2 separate regions of the Homo sapiens genome follow, and region 2 is linked to region 1. Evidence: read pairs that join two places in POLR2A ChIA-PET (ENCODE). Cell type or tissue: CD4-positive, alpha-beta T cell. All regions are shown on one strand. Links, peaks and the distances in the headings refer to the core of each region. The heading gives the core; the rest is flanking DNA. Region 1 has its middle 53 kb from the start of AOAH. Region 2 overlaps AOAH (acyloxyacyl hydrolase).

Region 1 (2,916 bases), core at 291-2,790:
TTAATACTCTGCTCCAGTCTTTGCCCTAAATAGTAAACCTGCTTTTTCATTATGTCTTTGTTTTTCTCTTCTCCAGTTGGATTCTATGTCCCATCCATACCAGACAAGTTGCATTCTCCAAATGCTGTGTACCCTCTTGCCCTTCATGTTTATGCACATGCTGTTCCCTCTGCCTAGAGTGTGTTCCCATTTTTCTCTGCCTGAATAACTCCTATTCATGCCTTAGGACTCTGCTGAGGCATCAACTTCCATTTGAATCCTTTTCTAACATACCCCTACACCAACACTGTACACATACACTCCTCTTTGCTCCCACAGCATCCTCACAAAGTCCTGTGATCACTGGTTTACCTATGTGTCTTCCCTTTGTGAGCATCTTGATGGCAAGAGCTATCTTTTATCTCTGACAAGGTCACAAGCCAAAGAATGTGGGCATCTTCTTGAAGCTAGAAAAGGTAAGGAAATGGATTCTTCCCAGCACCTCCAGAAACGGACATAGCTAACCTCTTAATGTTAGCCCAGTGAAACCCATTTTGGACTTCTGGCCTCTGAACATAAGATAATAAATGTGTGTTTTCTAAGCCATGAGATTCATGATAATGTGGTGCAGGAGCAATAGGAAGCCACTAGAAGTATTATCAACTGAATAAACTTGGATAAGTTAGTGAACGTCCCTAAACCTCAGCCTCCTCCTATAATATACAAATAAAATTCACTCCCTGGTGGTGAGTATTGAATTAGATCATTGATATAAAAAGGTTGGCAAAGTGTTTGACATGTAATGAGTGTTCCATAAAGGGTTGTTATCCTTAGTAATATCATCATTAGAATCATCATTACTATTATTGTTTACTAATTTGCCTGGTACATCTGGGGTAGAAAGGAAGAAAGAGACAGAGAAAAAGAGATAGAAAGTAAAATAACAAAAGCCTGCTTTGGAAACCTGCAGGCATATTTGGTTTTAGCTCTTTTGCAATGTGTCTTCTCAACTCACAGAGTGTCTTTCATTTCCTTTTGCTTTCTCTCTCTTGGTTGAGGTAGAAAGATCTATTTTAAATTTAGTCATTTCAAAGTCTCCTTGGCATCGCATAAATGTCGCACCATTAAATATATATTCAATGAGTGCTCAAGCAGGCTGGCTTCCTCGCCAAGAAATGGAGCACTGGAGGTGGGCAGGTGAGACACGACAGACAGCACACCTGCCCGTAGGCTCTGCTGTCCTTACCTACGAGGATTACATTTTCTGAGCTCCAAATGAGGATGTGTGGTCTGACAAACATTTTTTCTCCTGCATTTTAATTTGTTTGTCTGAAAAGGCTGTCACAGACATTAAATTAAATCACATGAAATTCAGTGAATAAGCTTTAATGTGAAGACAAAATTCATGCAAAAATTCAGAAAAAAATATATATCAGTTTTTATAGTATTTAAATTTGAATTACTTGCTACTGTCTAGAATGCAAGGTTTGATTGACACAATGCTGGGTTTTTGCTTTGCTTTGCGTTTCTCTGGTCAGGTGGCCCCTTCTTCAACTCTTTTTCTCTGAGGCATGCTTTTTCCATTCAAATCAGAACCCCACCTTCCCATTAAAGAAACAGGTATGTGATGCTGAGCTCGGCCAGTGATTGGTCCCATGAATGGCACACAATCCAAATGGCGCGAATTCCCTACAGACAGATGAAGAACATGACTTTCTCTCCTCTTGAATAGCAAGTAGTGCAGATGTACATAGAACCTGTTGCCTGCCACGCTTGCTACCACAAAAAGGAAATGCATCTGCAGGAAGTGAAGGAAGCCAAAAACCAGAAGGAAGTAGGGCTGAGAAATGTACAGGAGAAAAAAAAACCCTAATGACACCTTTGAGCCCTCAACCCCAGCTTCACCTGGCGTCACTCACTGCCTCATACTGCTCCGCACACGAGCTGATAAATCTTTTTTGAGTAGGATTTCTGTCACTTGAAATGGAAAAATGGAAAGAGCCCTGGCAAATACAGAGTCATTGCAAAAATATTGTCAAAAGGAGACCTTGGAAGAAACAAGCCCAGAGGTGAGGAAAACAGGCACAGGAAGAGGGAAGAGTGGACAGAGCAGGCAGTAAGATAAAGTGGGAGGAGAATGAGGCTCAGAGTCAGGACCCCAGGGTTAATGTTCCAGCTCTGCCCTTACCAACAGCAGGACCATTAGTGATGCTGCAGCATTTTAGTTTGATGGTCTTCAGAGGGGAAGACTGGGCTTCTGCCGCCATACAGAACATGGAGAGCTGTGGGAGGCTCACCTGGGATAGTAAATGTGAGCACTCTTTGCATTAAAAATGTTAAATGCTTACAGATGGCACTTATTACACGGAAAGCAGCACATTTTAAAAGACTATGATGGAAACAGACTAGAAATGAAAAGGTAGGATTTAAGTAGCTGAAATCTTAAGAGAGGAATATGGAAATCAGTTAATGATTAGATCTCCTTTAAAGTATCTAAAGGGCAGACTTTCTGCTGAATGTCAGTGGCTTGAGTAAAAATACATGCAAAATAAAACATGGAAAAACTAGAAAACAATTCTAAGGCTGTGTATGTGATAGGAATGGGAAGAGAGAAAAAGAGAGGGAAACCAGCATTTGCAAGGTGTCTGCTATATCTGAAACCCTAGGTATCATATATACTATCTCACTTCATCCATGAAGCAACACTACAAGAATCAGGTATTACTGTCCTTATCATATATTTGAGGAAAATAAGTCTCAGAGCTTACATTCAAGCTCAGGTCTTATGATTCTATAACCGAATCACTAGACTACACCAATACCCAGATAATACATTTGAAACTAGAGTTTGGGGGTTAGATGGAGATATGCTTAGTTTGCTTTCCAGATTATAAGAACCAATCAATCAATATTTTAAAGAAGGCTAGAGTTTACTTA
Region 2 (2,916 bases), core at 122-2,621, 140 kb after region 1:
AATGTAGAATGCAAAGGAAACAGAAAAGGAAAGCTCGGCCCGAAAGCTAGGAAAGCTGAGAAGGCTTCAGGAGGAAGCAACCCTTGTAGCGAGCTTTCAAAGGAAATATCTGAAAATTACAGCCCTTTCTTAGTCTCTATTTAGTCTTTCTCATTTTCATAATTTTGTGAATTTAAGTCAACAGGCACTTGTTGCCTACATGCCCTGGGCTCAATGTTATTGAAGATGTTAAGGGAAATCAAAAATTACAGCCCAGAGCCCGAAGCCCCTGCCCAGGAGCTCTGAGAGTCATTGGGGGAACAAGACTTCAGCGCTGCAACTGGAAAATTATCCAAAGGGGGCTGAGGAGGGGGGGCTTCTAGAATGGCAGTTCCCGGGTGAATCCCTGTGATGCCAGTTTTGAAGGCCAGAAACTCCATTTTTATTATGATCTGGCACACTGTAAACAAGAAAGCCATGCATGAGTCTTGAAGACTGAAAGCTCTGGGCCTGATTCCTGAGCAGACCTCCCTCTAGTCTGCCCCTACCTTTGTGATCACGTGAGGTGCTTGACCTCTGGGTGGACTGCGCTGTAAAGTAGGGAGGATGTATACTTTCTAGGGGTGAAGAGGGATTTGAGTAGGAGCTTAGCTCAAGCTGCAGGTCCCCTAAGAAGCTTTCTCAACCCCTGAGGGTGATGTAAACCATTGTCCTTTGCACCTGTGCCCCCTCGGCTCCTGTGCACAGCTATTCCGAGCCTGGAATCTCTGACTTACTCACCTTTCCCCACCTACTCAAGGCCATGAGCTTCCTGCAGGCTCTTTTCTACCTCATTGCAGCGGCTTCAAGTCGGCCAGGCTGGGGTCCTTCTCTAGCCTTGGGTGATGCCCAGGGTTGGAGCCAGTGGTGGCTTCTGGAGCTTCCCTCCACTATTCACTTTATTGTTGGGTAGAGTCAATTGCCATTTTCTGAATCTTAGGTAGAGTACCTGCAAAGGCAGCTGCAGGACAACTCTGTCACCATCACCACCAGATTGCCATCCCTAAACATGGGGACAGCCTCTGCCAAGGGGCAGTGGTGAGTGCCGCCGAGACAAAGGCTGCAGACAACCCTGGGTCCAAGGGCACGCCTCCACATCTTTGTTACACCTAAACTTGCACCCTACACACAGCCACTCTGTCTGTGCTGGCTAAGCCCCTGTTGCCCCGGCCTCAAGGGTGCTGGTGGGATTCTACCCTAGGGTCCCTTCCCTCACTCCCCATGTAGCCTTCACCTTTGAGAGTGCTAAAGGCCTGACTGCTCCCTCTTTGCTTCAATTTGATGTTACCCAAACTGCATCTTGCAGAAATGCTTCTAATTTTCTAGTTTGTGGGTCCTACCCATCCCCAATTTCCAGCAGAAACCCAGATTTTCCTAGCAGTTATTGTGACTGGAATTTGGAAGTGGGTGCTGAGTAAATGGGTGAGTCTGGATGTCCATCTGGGATCAGGACTCTGTTCCCACTCTTGGACGCTTCGACTCCCCCTCCTTGGCAAAAGCTGGTGCATTTCCCTGCAGCCCCGGCCCTGGCTTCCTGCTGCCACCCCCATGTGCACCAATATCGGAAACCCAGCCACATCCAGATGAACCCACCCTAGACCTCCCGGGAGGACACACAAGCCACCCATCCCGCCTCAGCACAGCCTCTGCTGCAGCACTTGCCACATCCTGTTTTCATAGCTTGTCATTACCTCCCAACAAACATTGAGCCCCAGAGAACCGAGCTTGGTTAAAATGAGATTGGTTCTCTCAAAGGGATTCAGCCCTCTCTCTGCTTCATCTTATTTCTGTTTACTGTACTTGCTCGAGGTCAGTCCCCTTGCCAGGGAGAAAGCTCTGGGAGGGAAGGGATGTCTATGTCATTCACCGTGGGGTTCACCACCAGATCCCCAGGGCCTTCACTTGCATATCAGTGCACGGAGCACATCATTTTCTTCAACAAGAAACAAGACAACATGGATTGAGCTCTTTTTTGAAAGCATTTATTACTGAATTGGTATTCATTGTTTAAAATTTAGAAAACCAGAAAAAGGCAAAAAGGAAAAAGTTATCACCCATCATTATTATAACATATTCCTTTGCAAGGTTTTTTCCTATGTGCATAAAATCTGGTAGCCTATTTTCCTCGTTTAACATAATATCGTAACTATTTTCTTTTGCTTTTATTTCCATGTTTACTGAGCACCTACTATGCCTCAAGGACTGTGCGAGGCTCTGAAGATTTTAAACTGGGCCTGAGAATGCAAAGGACTATTTCTGAGACAGAGAAGCAGGGGCACATGATTGAGGCAGAGGACTACCACCTTCACATTTTAAAATGTGGGGAATGAGCTCTTTGCTGATAAAAGTAGCCACAAAGTCACCATAAGAATAGTTTGCATGAAAATCTGGTGTCTGTTACACTGACTATGCCAGAGAATCTTAATTTATACAATAGGAGAATTTTAGGGTTTGCTAGAATTTCCAGAAAAGGCCAAAAGTGCATTTAATGAGGTCAGTTTTTGAATGGGGTCATTCTCTAAGCAGCTTTTGTATTAAAGATGTCATGTTTTAAAAGTGAAGATTGGGATCAGCTCTTTTGGCCTACTGCCAACTAATCAGAATGGATACTGGGTGCAGTTGGAGCACAGCCTGCAGATGCCCACTGGGTGGGACTATCACAGTGGCCCCATAGTTGACGGATCACAAGGAGGCCTGGGAGAGTCCAAGGAAGAGGCTGGGTGGTCAGAGCAAGAGTGGAGGACTCTCAGGGGCTTAGGGACACAGCTGTTCACCAACTGGCACAGTAGTCTTTCAATATTTTAAGAAACATACACCGTAGCAGGGCATCCTGGCAACCAAACCCACCTGAAGAGCATCTTTTCCTCTTGAGTCATCAACACGCACTCTTAGCAGCCA

Evidence for each region. Peaks named below come from ENCODE experiments on the same cell type or tissue, not always from the same donor. Only the 100,000 strongest peaks of a DNase experiment are listed, where the experiment ranks them.
Region 2: POLR2A ChIA-PET joins it to region 1 with 10 read pairs; 3 of 35 experiments call an interaction of 5 or more read pairs at or near these places.

Annotation. Positions count from the first base shown.
Region 1 is chr7:36,776,143-36,779,058 of GRCh38, reverse strand. No RefSeq gene overlaps it. Among named protein-coding and RNA genes, the nearest start is that of AOAH, 53 kb to the right of the region's middle. In CD4-positive, alpha-beta T cell, for the core only: no CTCF peak of the experiment used is centred there; a DNase peak (open chromatin) is centred at 1,818; H3K4me3 peaks cover 1,138 bases; H3K27ac peaks cover 257 bases.
Region 2 is chr7:36,638,762-36,641,677 of GRCh38, reverse strand. All of the region lies in intron 4 of AOAH (acyloxyacyl hydrolase), which reads left to right. Among named protein-coding and RNA genes, the nearest start is that of AOAH-IT1, 40 kb to the right of the region's middle. In CD4-positive, alpha-beta T cell, for the core only: no CTCF peak of the experiment used is centred there; a DNase peak (open chromatin) is centred at 1,657; H3K27ac peaks cover 2,443 bases.